Regions from separate parts of the Homo sapiens genome. Here region 1 is linked to region 2. Evidence: chromatin loops called from intact Hi-C (ENCODE). Cell type or tissue: gastrocnemius medialis. All regions are shown on one strand. Each heading gives the region's core, and the rest is flanking DNA. Links, peaks and the distances in the headings are about the cores only. Region 1 overlaps ZNF385B (zinc finger protein 385B). Region 2 overlaps SESTD1 (SEC14 and spectrin domain containing 1).

Region 1 (8,342 bases), core at 304-8,303, 520 kb after region 2:
TGATAAAATGTGATAATAACGTTAACATCATTGACTGGTAAAGCTACTTCTTGAGCTTTTAATCATCATTCCAGACTTCTTTAAATGCTGTCTTCCAATCAATAGAAACACTTTAAAACTTTATACCAGGGCCAGGCGTGTAGGCTCACGTCTGTAATCCTAGCACTTTGGAAGGCCCAGGTGGGTGGATTGCCTGAGCTCAGGAGTTCGAGACCAGCCTGGGCAACATGGTGAAACCCCATCTCTACTAAAATACAAAAAATTAGCCAGGCATGGTGGTGAGCACCTGTAGTCCCAGCTACTCAGGAGGCTGAGGCAGGAGAATCACTTGAACTCGAGAGGCGGAACTTGGAGTGAGCAGAGATCATGCCACTGCACTCCAGCCTGGCGACAGAGCGAGGCTCCGTCTCCAAACAAAACAAAACAAAACTTTATACTGGAGTAAATGCAACTCACTAATGCTGTTCTCTTTTCACGTCTTGCCTTCATTTCCAAACCTCATCACATTGTTTATTTATAGTCTTTACTGTTAAGTTGTCATTCAAATGCAAACATTCAAGCTGGGTTGCACATGGAACTGGGCAGAATTTGGTGTGACATATGAAAGCTGTTGAGTGGCGGTGTGGGGCTTGAGAGGTCTAGGTTTAACTTCCAGTTATCCTGTCTTCAGCGAGTCACTTACCTTTTTGATGATGCTTATTTATTATCAAGTATAACGAGAAAATGTTACTTTTCTCTACTTCTCAGGGTTATAGTAAGGATCAAATGAAATAATAGTTGGAAATGGGTAAAGAGTTAAAAGCAATAAAGTTCCTCAATTCCCTTTCAGAAACTCCCTTTTTTTTTCCTGCCCAGGCCCATTCTTTATGTGGCCCCCACCTACTCAAAACCTCACATGTTGTGCCATCTAACTTGTGTCTCCTGTAATCCGGCTCCATATCGCCCATCAATATCTACCTGTTTTAGGTTTTAACTTTCAGACCCTAACTTTTATTAAGACATCTATGATTGAAAAAAGAATCTAAAAATAACAACAGCTGAATTTATTGAGTACTTTACCACATGCCAAATCATAAATTCAATTGCAACCCCACAGCTTTTACTAGGATAATTTCTGATTACATCATATTCCCCGCATGTTCTCTCCACTTGCTATGCAAAAACCTTTATATATATTATTCTCACTTAATCTTTGCAACAAATAAAATTGAGTCTATTATTATTCTTGTTTTACAGATAAGGAAACCGAGACTTGGAAAGTGAAGTAATTTGTCCATGATCACACAGCTAAATTGTGGTGGAGCTGCGCTTTGAATGCCTCAGAAACTGTTCCATAACTCCACTACTCCACTGCTTCTCCTGAATGCAGAACTAATGTAATGAACAAATGGTCACTCATGCATTACCTTTGAAATTTAACATGCTCATATAATCATAGAGTCTGAAGTTAGAAGATCATCTACTTTAATGATCTATCCAACCCTTAAACCTCCTTTATCATATGCCTAAGTCACAATCTGCCTTTTGCTTCAGTAACACCCATGAGGTATCTGTACCATGTCCAAAGAAAAAAGGAACGCCTTCATCTTCAGACTGCTCTATTGGGAAGTTCTTTATATCAAGCAAAAATCTTTCTTCTTGAAAACTCTGTCTACTGACATTAATTTTACCCAAGAGCTTTATTGAAAAAATATAATTCGAATGTTACATAAAATAAGTCCCCTGATAATCTCTTCCCCTTGATAAGGTACTCAGTGCACCTTGACCAGGCTGGTCACCTTCAAATGAAAACACCTAAGGCCCTCCTCTGCATTTCACCCAAACTCCAGGCACGCTCCTGCCCAGCTGAGCAAAGAGCAGGACTCCAACCTTCATTGTTATAGATACTCTATTTCTACAATTCCCATCTAAGAGACCACTAAGATTGTGTGAAACAATCATATCACGCTTTTGACTCATATGATGAGTTTACATTTTATCAATATTCCTACATCGTTTTTCACTACTTCCTCCACTTACTGTTAGTTGAAACTGATCATGTTGGAGTTGGGCCACTTTTCTAGAATAGTGGTTTTAACTGAGGCTGCACATTAGAATCACGTTGGGAGCTTTAAAAATACTGATTCCTAGATAGCAGCTGCAGAAATTCTAATTTATTTAGTGTGGGAGGTGGCTCAGGATTTACATCAATTGTGTCTTCCTATATATGTATTATCCCAGTTTGATAACATCTACAGATTTAATGGCTAAGTCATCAATGTTCTCACCAAGTCATTGCAGAGTCCTGGAGCCTTCCCTTAAGTTAATATTGGCCAGGTAGATTTTAGGTATAGATATTCAACCAGTTACAAATCCACGAAATTACACTGTCATTCAGTCCAGAGTTTTCTACTTTGTTCACAAAATAATATCAACAAAGACTTTGTTAAATATCTCACAGAGAACTAGTCTAGGGCACTGGTTAAAAGCATGGATTCCACCACCACTGCAAATTCAAATCTCAGCTGAGCTAGCTAGATTACTTTGGGAAGGTACCTTAATCTCTCTGTACTTCAGTTTCCCTAATGCTTACCTATAGGATTGTTGTAAAGATTAAATGAGTTTATACATATAAAACGTCTTGCATATGGTTAGCTTGAAAGTCAACTATCATTCCTGTTATTATTAAGTCTCATTATACACCATTTATTGCATCCACTCCATTTTAAAAGGACAATGATAATATTTGCTGCTGGAGAGCTGATCTGATGCGGTATATAGGCTGAGTGGTGAGAGATGATGAGGTACCTCGGGGTTTATCGATTATAGAACAGGCTCCTCTAGAGGGATATAAAGCACTGCCAAGTCTTTTGAGTCTTAAGCTGTTGCTTGTAGTACTCTGGTGAATAGTTTTGTTGGTTGAACTATTTGGGTTTAGAACTAAGCATAGTGGGGTATCTAATCCCAGTTTGAGTCTTAGCTATCGTGTTTTCAGGGTGTTAAAGTCACTTTTGTAGTTTATTTTTACTTCAGTTGAAGCTTTTTACAGCTTAGACGGAGTTTAGCTTTACTGTAGGTTTACCTTAAACACGCTTTTCACCAGATTTTATTAGTTTGGGTTAATCGTATGATCATGGTGGCTGGCACAAAATTTACCAACCCTGGAGTATTAGTATAGCTTAATCAAACTTTTGGTTATTGCTGGTTAAATCAGTTGTAGCTGAAGCAAGTGATAAGCATCAGAGATCATTTCCAAGCCATACCCATTTTCTCCTTACCCCCATTAAAGCATGATTCAGAGCCCATTACAGGATTTCTAACTACTGCAAGAGTGGTATTCATTGCTTACCTTACTAAATCACACAAAAGTAGCTACGTACTTAAATTACACAAAATCCAAAAGCTCCTAGATTAAGAGTTAACTAATTTATTATAACTATACTATTACCCATTGTGCAATAATAAAAAATACAGAAAGTATGGAAAAATGACAGAAAAAGAAGCCCTTACAGATTCATTTCTGAATCTGCTTACTCCTGGATATTTTGAAATTTCTTCAAAATGTAGCCTGCCCTCTCCCAGCACCCAAGAATCCTGAGTAAAGAAATTCCCCTTTAACTTGCTGGAAGGAAGGGAGAGTTCTAGATGTAAAGTCATTTCTTCCATTGTCTGCTTAAAAACCACCACTAATGGAAAATGAATCAGAGAAACAGAAAACTGGCAGTACTATAGATCTCCAAGTGAAATTCACACATCAAATTTGAAATGTGAGCAAAAAGATGATTTGCTAAATGTCCCAGTGGCATTTCAGAGTCCCTGGAAGAAGTCAGGGACAGAGGGCTCCTCATCTCTGACAGTCTAGGTGTTCCCTGGGGGAGGCATCTTTTTGTCATTCAATTGCCATTTGCCAAGAAAAGATAGCTATTGACCAGCATCACCTTTTAAGAAATTAAAAGAAATAGAATTCTTCAAATTAGGAACTTTAACTTACCTTTCAGCACCTTTTCCAAAAATTTGAGGACAAACGTTGTTGGAAGATCTTTAGGGATTGAAATTTAGATTATGGATTCACATTGGTATTTTGCGATAACAAACACGTCACACAACCAAATAGGACTGAAGTAAGTAGGAGGACATTGATGCCAACATGGGGACGGGAGTAGACTATTTAAGGTAAAAAGGGATCAGAATCTTTTCCTAAAGAGCATAGTTTAAATACAAGAAAAGGCCACCAACATCAGTTTAAACTAGTAGAAGAAGTAACGCATAACACAATAACGTTTATGACTAGTCAAAAGTGGGAAACAGATTGATGAGTGGAGGCAAAAAATATCTTGAGAGATTTAAAATGATCAGATTGAAATAAGGGTATAGTGTTAACAGACAAGAAAAAAAGGGAAGAAAACAGGAATTTGTCCACTAGGGCAATAGACACTGAAAAATGAACTAGATTATTTGGTGGGAGTAACATTTAATTCAAAGAAGATATGGTTTTGTAAGAAGTACTTTCTTGGGATGGTAGACTTAATCCATTTCCAAAACTTGGGTTAATGGCACTCACATTCAACTGATCAATTCAGGCTCAAAACAGGTTCCTGGTTTGAATGTTGCATAACTGACAGAGAACTGAGGTGGCATTTTAGACTGGAAACAGAAAGGTTAGGTTTAAGAAATTACTCCAAATATGTTGTCCATATTATTTGTTAATCAACTGCAGGTTCTCCTAACACCACATTCTGTTATAGTACATGTGGTTCACTTCTGTGATTTTTTTTCTCATTTTGAGAATCAAATTATACACTGATGTCTAGTTTTGACTGTTAAGGATATTAACAAAAAGGAGGAGGGGAATATTAGTAAGTGAGAAAAGAGAAGAAAGGTAATACAGAAGCTGAGTGGGCAAAGGGGATTTTGCAATATGGCCTGAAGTGACATGAACACTCTCAGCAAAGGACCCTTTATTCCACAGGGAGGTTGCCCAATATCTAAGAGTAACATTCAGATCCAGGATAGAACATTCTGTTCTGTTCCAGTGTGGTTAAAATTGGGATAGCTTGGGTGTGGGAATGGAGTTTTGGTAAACAGCTGAGCATGTGCACAATTAATATTATATTAATATGTTATAAAGTTGTTAAAAGAATTCAATAAAAATCTACCTATAAATATTTTGACATCATATGAGGCACACAGTAGGTATATAATAAATATTGTATCTATTCTATTTTATTCAGCTATGGTAAATGGAATAATTAAAGGATTCCAAAGATTTTCTTCTAGGTCAAGTTTGCAAGTTACTCTGCCTCTCGGAGAAATCTAGTGGGTGGCAGTCAGAACTAAGTCCTAAAATCAAAAGGGTAACAAATATTTAAATAAAGGCCAGATGAACGGGTAGGGGAGAAGGCATTGAAAGAGGCACCTGACATTACGCATCTTAACTACAACAAAACAAAATGAATTAATAAGTATCTCAAACCTGCTAAAGAAGGAAAATCCCGAAAATATTCTAGTTGACAAGGGATGACAATTAGAAATTAATTGTATAATACTCATTAATTATTCAAAATGTTACTGATACTTATTTAATGTGCTGCCTTTATTATACTAGTAATTATAGAAGGCTTTCATTTATTATTTGTAATTTAGATTCCATCAGTCCTTTATTTCTTGACACCATTTTAAGTTTCTCAGATAGTAACTTTCTTTCCCTAGGAGTTTTCAGGCATAAACCCTAACAGTTAAAACTGATCACTTTTACAGGAATGTGCAGCCTCCATTTTGGCACTGGTAAAACCAATTTTCTAGGCCATTACTGGAGACTCACTTTTTTATTTAGAAAGTAGGTAGAGTTTCCAGATGCAATACAAGACACTTAGTCCAAGTTGAATTTCAGCTAAACAACTAACAATTTTCAATATTAAGTATGTCCCAAATATTGCATTGGATATATACTAAAATATTATTTATTGTTTTAGCTAAAATTCAAATTTAACTCAGAGTTCGATATTTTTATATACTAAATCTGGAAACCCTAAAACTTGAAGTTCCTAGTTCATTAATAGGAAGTAGGAAAAAAAGTAAGTGAAAAGACTGAAAGTAAATAAAGCTTTAAGGTAAGAAGCAACTTTCTCACTAAAGTATACTCATCTTAGCAACATACCTCAAAAGAAAGTACAAACTCTATAAATTGCCCAAATTATTGTTGGATTTATACAATCAGGAAAGCCAAATTTGGATAGTACTTTCATTTTGCAATCATGTTTCTCAACTAAAACAGGTTTGTATCTGCTATTTTTTGTAACTAGTCATTTTTAAGAACTGCTGAAGAATAATTCAAGATGCTATACCTTAATACAAAAGTGAAAAGATGCAGGCAAATCACTGAGATTTATATCCTCATGATTTCATAAATCCTACTACTTCTGAAGGAGAAATTGCTACTAAGACTTCAGGCAGATATGCCAAATTAATCCCTTCTTTCTTCTGAGTGAATGTCCTATGTTCTATGTAATACGACAAATGTCACTATTCTAAGAGAATTCTAACATTCTAAAACTTTTTTAAAAAGATTTTCATTTATTAAACATGTTATATCATCAGGAATTTCAAAGAGAAAATGTCAATGCCCTCTAAGTTTCTAATTCTCAACCCACAAATTCAATTTGTTTCATGGGCTTTGGGGAATTAATAAATATGAGATATTTATTTGTAAGTCAAAATCTAAAACTGAGTCCCCCTGACAATCTGATGATGATTTGTGACATAACATTCCCAAAAGAAGAAAAAAAAGTTTCACATTTTGCTTCATCTAAAAACACAAAATTGTTTTCTAATTATAATGGCACATATTACACTCTGTATTTCAATAATATTTTATCTTGACTCTTTACATGTGTAATCACTTAACCCAGGCAAAGATCTAATAATTAACAAGAAAAAAATCATGAAATTCAGGATTTATGAAGTGTTTTCAGTTCCCTTGTCAAGACCACATGAGGGAAAAAGTATAATAGCAACATCCAAATATGTACTCTATTCCACCTGCATATCCATTACCACAATGCAAAGAATCAGCACAAAAATAAATACTCCACTAAATGTCCTGGTAATTTTGATCACCTCTATTTCAAAATGCATTATTCAACCAGGGTTATCTTCTGATAGAAAGAGAAGGTTAAGGAAAGCATTCTTAGCACATTGACAAATGCATTTCATTTTTATTATGTGGAAACAAACAAAAACTGTATTTAATATTAATATCATTTTAGCATTTGAGAGCTTTTGCTTTTCTAAATGAGATGATTGCATGAAAGAAGGCATTTTTTGGGTCAAATTTCCAATGTATCTACAGGTTGTTTTAATTTCATTATTTAACTCGCCGTACTCATAGCACATACACGTACAACTAAGTACAAATCGCTTATATCAAATATAAGATGTATTAAAGCCTTTCCCTCTCTCCAACAGTGCTCTAGGATGCATTACCAGGCAAGCAGATAAGTGTAATGATGAATTGCATAATATGGCCAACATTAATAGAGTGGTTTTCTACAAATGTATTGCAAAAAATAAATACTTCACATTTCAGAACATAACTATTTGGATGTCACATGTTAGCAAAGGACAAAGTGGCAGATATTAGCAACTTTAAATCTGTAGGTCCTGGATTAAACAATATAAAGGAACTTGAGAGAAATGACAATGCATCTAGAGCACAGATGAGGTTGAAGGTAAGAGTCTATTCTTGAGGGTCTAATTAGGTTCTTCCCATCTCTCCATTTTTTTTTTTTTTTAAATCATAGAGACGCCTTAGCAGAAGCTATCGGCTTTGACAGTACACCGAAATCCTGGCAGTGAACCATAAATTGACCATTACCATAAAAAGAGCTGCTAAACGAGAAACCATGTGCTCAGTATAAAACTAATTTCATGCTTTCAAAAGCACACAGTGGCTTCTAGCAAGATAGTGGCCCTGGGACTTGCCGAGACAGATTGGTGAACACAAATGGTTTGCTCCTGATGCGTCTGCTTAGCCAAGCTTTACGTGTACTGGCAGTAAAAGAGGTTCTCGAGCCTTCTATCAAACAAATACACACTTAGCTATAACTTTAAAGCTGAAAGCTATAAAACAGCTGCCTCAAATAAATATAGCAGGAAAAACACATACACTTATATACATACACACCCCATGTGCCATGCTAGCTGCTTCCAATCAAAGAAAAATAGATTCCCCTGCCAACCTAATATACTAAACAGACACTTAATAAGCACAATGCTATTTAATACATTATAACCCTCACACTCCATTCATGCTTAGAAACACCAGAATTAGAGTTTAGCCAAGCCTAAGCAATAGCACTCCATCT
Region 2 (8,342 bases), core at 130-8,129:
AAAGTTAACAAGGATATCCAGGACTTGAACTCAGCTCTGCACCAAGCAGACCTAATAGATGTCTACAGAACTCTCCATCCCAAATCAACAGAACACACATTCTTCTCAGCACCACATCACACTTATTCTAAAATTGACCACGTAATTGGAAGTAAAGCACTTCTGAGCAAATGTAAAAGAACAGAAATCACAACAAACTGTCTCTCAGACCACAGTGCAAACAAATTAGAATTCAGGATTAAGAAACTCACTCAAAACCACTCAACTACATGGAAACTGAACATCCTGCTCCTGAATGACTACTGGGTAAATAAGGAAATGAAGGCAGAAATAAAGATGTTCTTTGAAACCAATGAGAACAAAGACACAATGTACCAGAATCTCCGAGACACATTTAAAGCAGCATGTAGATGGAAATTTATAGCACTAAATGCCCACAAGAGAAAGCAGGAAAGATCCAAAATCGACACCCTAACATCACAATTAAAAGAACTAGAGATGCAAGAGCAAACACATTCAAAAGCTAGCAGAAGGCAAGAAATAAGTAAGATCAGAGCAGAACTGAAGGAGATAGAGACACAAAAAAACCTTCAAAAAAATCAATGAATGCAGGAGCTGGTTTTTTGAAAAGATCAACAAAATTGATAGACCACTAGCAAGATTAATAAATAAGAAAAGAGAGAAGAATCAAACAGATGCAATAAAAAATGATAAACGGGATATCACCACTAATCTAACAGAAAAACAAACCACCATCAGAGAATACTATAAACACCTCTATGCAAATAAACTAGAAAATCTAGAAGAAATGAATAAATTCCGGGACACATACACCCTCCCAAGATTAAACCAGGGAGAAGTTGAATCTCTGAATAGACCAATAACAGGCTCTGAAATTGAGGCAATAATTAATACCCTACCAACCAAAAAAAAGTCCAGGACCAGACGATTCACAGCCGAATTCTAACAGGGGTACAAAGAGGAGCTGGTACCATTCCTTCTCAAACCAGTCCAATCAATAGAAAAACAGGGAATCCTCCCTAACTCATTTTATGAGGCCAGCATCATCCTGATTCCAAAGCCTGGCAGAGACACAATAAAAAAAAGAGAATTTTAGACCAATATCCCCGATGAACACTGATGCGAAAATCCTCAATAAAATACTGGCAAACCAAATCCAGCAGCACATCAATAGCTAATCCACCACTATCAAGTTGGCTTCATCCCTGAGATGCAAGTCTGGTTCATCATATGCAAATCAATAAACGTAATCCATCACATAAACAGTACCAACAACAAAAACCACATGATTATATCAACAGATGCAGAAAAGGCCTTCAATAAAATTCAGTAGCCCTTTATGCTAAAAACTCTCAATACTAGGTATTGATGAAACATAACTCAAAATAGTAAGAACTATATGACAAATGCACAGCCAATATCATAGTGAATGGGCAAAAACTGGAAGCATCCCCTTTGAAAACCTGCACAAGACAAGGATGCCCTCTCTCACCACTCCTATTCAACACAGCGTTGGAAGTTCTGGCCAGGGCAATTAGGCAGGAGAAAGAAATAAAGGGTATTCAACTAGGAAAAGAGGAAGTCAAATTGCCCCTGTCTGCAGATGACATGATTGTGTATTTAGAAAACCCCACTGTCTCAGCCCAAAATCTCCTTAAGCTGATAAGCAACTTCAGCAAAGTCTCAGGATACAAAATCAATGTGCAAAACCACAAGCCCTTCTATACACCAATAACAGACACAGAGCCAAATCGTGAGTGAACTCCCATTCACAATTGCTTCAGAGAATAAAATACCTAGGAATCCAACTTACAACGGATGTGAAGGACCTCTTCAAGGAGAACTACCAACCACTGCTCAATGAAATAAAAGAGGACACAAACAAATGGAAGAATATTCCATGCTCATGGATAGGAAGAATCAATATTGTGAAAATGGCCATACTGCCCAAGGTTAATTTATAGATTCAATGCCATCCCCATCAAGCTACCAATGACTTTCTTCACAGAATTGGAAAAAACTACTTTAAAGTTCATATGCAACCAAAAAAGGAGTCCACATTGCCAAGACAATCCTACGCAAAAAGAACAAGGCTGTAGGCATCATGTTACCAGACTTCAAACTATACTACAAGTCTACAGTAACCAAAACAGCATGGTACTGGTACCAAAACAGACATACAGACCAGTGGAACAGAACAGAGGCCTCAGAAATAACACCACACATCTACAACCATCTGATCTTTGACAAACCTGACAAAAACAAGAAATGGGGAAAGGATTCCCTATTTAATAAATGGTGCTGGGAAAACTGACTAGCCATATGTTGAAAGCTGAAACTGGATCCCTTCCTTAAACCTTATATAAAAATTAATTCAAGATGGATTAAAGACTTAAATGTTAGATCTAAAACCATAAAAACCCTAGAAGAAAACCTAGGCAATACCATTCAGGACATAGGCATGGGCAAGGACTTCATGACTAAAACACCAAAAGCAATGGCAACAAAAGCCAAAATTGACAAATGGGATCTAATTAAACTAAAGAGCTTCTGCATGGCAAAAGAAACTACCATCAGAGTGAACAGGCAAACTACAGAATGGGAGAAAATTTCTGCAATCTACCCATCTGACAAAGGGCTAATATCCAGAATCTACAAAGAACTTAAACAAATTTACAAGAAAAAAACAACCCCATCAAAAAGTGGGCAAAGGATATAAATAGACACTTCTCAAAAGAAGACATTTATGCAGCCAACAGACACCTGAAAATATGCTCATCATCACTGGCCATCAGAGAAATGCAAATCAAAACCACAGTGAGATACCATCTCACGCCAGTTAGAATGGCGATTATTAAAAATCAGGAAAAAACATGCTGGAGAGGATGTGGAGAAATAAAAACTGTTTTACACTGTTGGTGGGAGTGTAAATTAGTTTAACTATTGTGGAAGACAGTGTGGTGATTCCTCAAGGATCTAGAACTAGAAATACCATCTGACCCGTGATCCTATTATATCCTGGTTATATACCCAAAGGATTATAAATCATGGTACTATAAAGACACATGCACACGTATGTTTACTGCGGCACTATTCACAATAGCAAAGACTTGGAACCAACCCAAATGTCCATCAATGATAGACTGGATTAAGAAAATGTGGCACATATACACCATGGAATACTATGCAGCCATAAAAAAGGATGAGTTCATGTCCTTTGCAGAAACATGGATGAAGCTGGAAACCATCATTCTCAGCAAACTACCACAAGGACAGAAAACCAAACACCACATGTTCTCACTCATAGGTGGAAACTGAACAACGAGAACACTTGGACACAGGGCGGGGAACGTCACACACTGGGGCCTGTTGGGGGTTGCGGGGCTGGGGGAGGGATGGCATTAGGAGAAATACCTAATGTAAATGACGAGTTGATGGGTGCAGCAAACCAATATGGCACATGTATACCTATGTAACAAACCTGCACGTTGTGCACATGTACCCTAGAACTTAAAGTATAATTTAAAAATAAATTTAAAAAATAACATAAACATACTAGTCCACATTCTTCTACAATGGGATATCTGACCTAAATACATCTGAGTGGATTATACTCTCAAACAAGGAATGAAGCCAATAACAGACATTCACCTAATATGAAATAATAAAGAGTAGAAAGAAAAATACCTTAAAAAAAAAACTTGTCTTGTAAAGCAGGCTAAGAAATGAAAGAATTAAGGAATTCACAACATTCGTAACAAAAAAAATACACAGCACTTCACTTATCCTATTTATATGGTCATTTAAAGCAGCACCTATTTTAAGTCATAGTTCATTAAATAGAAAAGAGGCGGAAAGCCACACTTCATGACAAATTAAATGCCTTAGAGACTGGTAAATATAAAGGAAAATGCAACCATGATTTTGTGTTACCTTCAACCAAAAGCAAGAAGCACCAAAAAAAACTAATATCATTTCTAGGTGCAAAATAAGTACTTCTTAGAACAAAGCCCTTCTACAGTTAGGGACAATGAATTCTGAGAACTAGAAATACAGGGAGACTAGGTTTCCATGGATATTTGTATCCATTTCCTAGTTTAACTATCTTTCCCAGTATTGTGGAGATTTAAAGAGGAAAATAAAGGCAACCAAGGTGTATTTAAGTTTGTATTTTGTCTCCCCAAGGGCAGAGACCACGTCATTTATTTTTGTATTTATTTGCTCACTCAACAAATCTATACTTAGAACCTAACAGATTGACAGAAGTCCAGGCAGTGGACATTTCTGGCATTCCCAAACATCTGATGAATTAATGGATAAATGAACAATAAAATGAACAAATGGTAAAGCAAAACACTTACTCTAAGAATCCTAACATTGTCACAACTACCTGAATGCCAACACCTTGACGGGAAATCACAGGATTCACATGTGCATGCTTTTCCTTCCAGCTGTCTATCTACTGGGAGAGCCACCCAAGATCCCGCAGCTACATAAGTTGCTGGATGCCAAGAACAGCAAGTTCTTGGTGGTTAAGATGGACATCAGTGGGTGCCATCAATGAGCTGCCATTAGAGGGCAGCAGAGGATGTATTCAGCAGCAGAAAACAGAATTGCAGGCCTTTTAATCAAGACTGGGAAAACTGCACTTTATGAGAGACTGTAATTGATGATGTGAGTGGGTACACTAGAACTCCCCTCTCAATAAATATAAATCAACCAGTTTATTTGGAAAATTTAGTTAAATTCTTCAAGGAGCATTTCTTAACAACCAGTGAAAACCCATTAGGGTAGCGTAGGGGTAACTAAATCATCTCTAGTAAGTCTACATCACGTAGACACAAAATGGCAATGAACAAAATTAGAATGCAGGCCCTTTGGCCTTGCATTTCCAGAAGAAATACTATAGTTATAACTATCCTTAAGTTGAGATTAGAAATATTTTCAACTGTTGTTACAAAGTAAGAGCAATTTTAGAAATTAACAAATACAAGTACTCAGTGCTCTATCACTCCACATATTCATATATAAAATTATACAGAAATAAACATTATTCAACTTTAGGATAATAAATTGGTGAAGCAAGTCAACAATGGAAATTTTATGTAATTTGTGTGTTATTGCAGGTGCCAGTGCATGATTACTAATCTGGTTTTGCAACAATATTGACAGTTGTAGAGGAAACAACAACAATCCTTTGAGTAGACCTAAAATGAAAGTTATTTTTTAAAAGGGCTTTCACCAAAATACAGATTTATCCAAATGTATAGCTCCTCTAAATTAATTTGAAAGTTAAAGTTTCACCGAATAATATCATTTTTACCATATGAATCAAGAACTAGTTTATTCAGTAAGAAATGGAGAAAAGGAAAAGAAAGCCTCTGAGATTTCAAGTTTTCTATAAAACTACTGCTAATCCACCTTAAGAGACAAAAAAATCTACATTAAGAAGTCTAGTGGAACATTAAAAGTCCTATACTATATTTAAAATTCAAAAGTCTACTGAAAATGGTAATGACAGCCCACCACTTAAAAACCCTTTTCAAAAACTACAATATAAGCCACTACCCCTAGACCATCCTCCTCACTCTGTCCCTTCTCCACCCCTCTAGGCATTCTACCAAACCCTTATCAACAGCAAACCTCCATTTTTGAAGGTCCAGATTTAAAGTTCCTTAACTTTCATATTAATATATGAAAAAATTTTAAAAATCTTTGGCTCTTCTTAATTTACAGATAAATCCTTAGTTTGACTGCTTCTTCACCAAAATAGGAGCAGCAAAAGGAAAAAGGAACATTGCACTAGAGGAGCAAATCACACTTGTGGAATTCCAGGAGGGTCAAGATATTCCTGGAACCCCCAGCTTTAGAGTATCCCCTATGGCTAGGACCTCATTATCTACTGCCACAGTTCCCTTAGATGAGCTCTCTACCTGTACATTTTCTGCATCTAAGCCTTGTGTTGAGCTCTAGAAACCTGAACCATTTCCTTTTCCTTTTCCAAGGCATGCATGTGTCCACTAAATTCACCTAGCTGGGTGAGGTCTCCTTCCATCACCAGAAGAGGAAATGGATACAGCCACAATAACTTCACAAATTCCAGCATCTAATTTCCAGATTCCAACCCCTCTTCACCTACTGTAGGTGTTTCCTCTCCTCTTCTTCAACTCAGAATTTCTCTGGGTCATTACAAAACCTCATTCTCTCCCAATCTTCCTCCTAGAAAGAAGTGTTCTTCCTCTCTCCTTGGTTAAAAACACACATGCCTTCCATTGAGTTAAGACTAAATGTAATATTCCAGATATATAAGATTTAAATGCATTCGGAACAGAGGTTCAGATGTATTTCAGGGCCCCTAATTCCACATAATTGGCATAACAAATTAATTTTTAGTGCCCAAATGTTTATATGTTCACTACCACAAATACATAAAATAATACTTTTGTTCAAATGAAATAATATACCTGTATCATGAATTGAGATTTTGGCACTAAATTTTTTTGTCTGTATAATGTAAATATTTGGTATGTACCAAACACTACATTGGGGAGGGGAGGAAATGTAAAAATAGTTTTTAAAAAAGGTTAAAAAAGTTTTAACTTAAAAAATGGAATATTGCTTTAAAATGGAAATTATAATAGTGTTACCAAGGCAGAAAAAAGCCAGTGAGATGTATGAGTTGCTTTCATCAGAGTGAAAGTCCCATTAAAAAAAAAAAAATGGGGCTGGGTGCAGTGGCTCACACCTGTAATCCTAGCACTTTGGGAGGCCGAGGCAGGTGGATCACCTGAGGTCAGGCGTTCAAGACCAGCCTGGCCAACATAGTGAAACCCCATCTCTACTAAAAATACAAAAATTAGCCAGGCGTGGAGGTGCATGCCTGTAACCCCAGCTACTCGGGAGGCTGAGGCAGGAGAATCGCTTGAAGCCAGGAGGCAAAGGCAGAGGTTGCAGTGAGCCAAGATGGCGCCACTGCACTCCAGCCTGGGTGACAGAGTGAGACTGTTAAGGAAAAAAAAAAAAAAATGCCCCAGGCATGGTGGCTCATGCCTGTAATCTCAGCACTTCGGAAGACCAAGGTGAGAGGACTGTATGAGCCTACGAGTTTGAGACCAGCCTGGGCAACACAGTGTGACCCCATCTCCACAAAAAATAAAAAAATTAGCCAGGCATGGTGGTATGCACCTGTGTGGTCCCAGCTACTCAGGAGTCTGAGGTGAGAGGATCCCTTGAGCCCAGGAGGTCAAGGCTGCAGTGAGCCATGATTGTGCTACTGTACTCCAGCCTGGGTGACGGAGTTAGACCCTGTCTCAAAAAAAAAAATTAAAAAACAAAAAACAACATATATTGTATTTTTTGTAGTAAAACTACTGAAACAATAGAACATTCTGCAAATTTTCAATCTGGTCAACTATTAAACTTGTTCAATTATTAAAATGTCATTTTGGAACAAACATAGGACACATGGAAAACCAAGTATTTATAGAGTGACCACCTCTTTTCTCTCTCATAAGGACTGTAAGCGATATTAGCTATCTATCCCAAAAAAAGACTTCCCCCACCAAAGATCTCTCTACTATGGGATTCTGTTCCAAAGAGTTGTTCTCCCTGAAATAAAGTTTAGTGCAGTGGCAAAAAACATGGCCTTGGAGCCAGGGTGTGACTCCCGGCCAGCCACTTACTAGCTATGTGGTTTTGGCAATTCCTTTAATTTCTTTTATGAGCAAATCACTGAACCTAACTCACAGGACTGGGACTTAAGTGAGCAAATTTGTATATATAGTTTAGTATACTCAGGATAAGCACCCAATAAATGGCATTTATTACTAGCAGCTAAATCTTCCTTCCTCCACTAATTACTGGTTTACCAGTTTACTACCAGTAACTCCACTGAGGCCACCGTGAAAGCATTCCCACTAAGGCATTCTTGATCCAGAAAAATAACAGTCCCAGCCTTATCCTGATACTTTTTTATATTCCAAGAATATTCTTTCATCCTCATATTAATACTTATATATGATTCTATTAATAACCCAATGTTCTCACATGAAAAAGCTGAGGCACAGAGAAGTAATCTGCTCAAAATAATATAGAAATTAACAGATTTATAAATCATAAGAGATCATTTAGTCTAACCTTTCCATGTTGTAGATAAGGAAACTAAAATCTGGAGACACAGATTTGCCATCCTAAGGCCACAAAACAAGAAAGTAGCCTGTGAAACCTAGGCTCCTGCAACTCTGTCCAGTGCTTCTCTCCACTATATTACATTGTCACATAATAAAATCAAAATTAAAAACACTTAAATAGCAGATAACTAT

The links. Peaks named below come from ENCODE experiments on the same cell type or tissue, not always from the same donor. Only the 100,000 strongest peaks of a DNase experiment are listed, where the experiment ranks them.
Region 1: a loop joins it to region 2, with 2.7 times the contacts of the local background. A loop is called at or near these places in 29 of 110 quality-filtered maps.

What each region holds. Positions count from the first base shown.
Region 1 is chr2:179,736,559-179,744,900 of GRCh38, forward strand. The region is part of intron 3 of ZNF385B (zinc finger protein 385B); the gene reads right to left. Among named protein-coding and RNA genes, the nearest start is that of MIR1258, 120 kb to the right of the region's middle. In gastrocnemius medialis, for the core only: no CTCF peak of the experiment used is centred there; a DNase peak (open chromatin) is centred at 4,923; H3K27ac peaks cover 1,955 bases.
Region 2 is chr2:179,214,587-179,222,928 of GRCh38, forward strand. All of the region lies in intron 1 of SESTD1 (SEC14 and spectrin domain containing 1), which reads right to left. Among named protein-coding and RNA genes, the nearest start is that of SESTD1, 46 kb to the right of the region's middle. In gastrocnemius medialis, for the core only: a CTCF peak has its summit at 4,600 (motif pointing right); a DNase peak (open chromatin) is centred at 4,555; H3K27ac peaks cover 486 bases.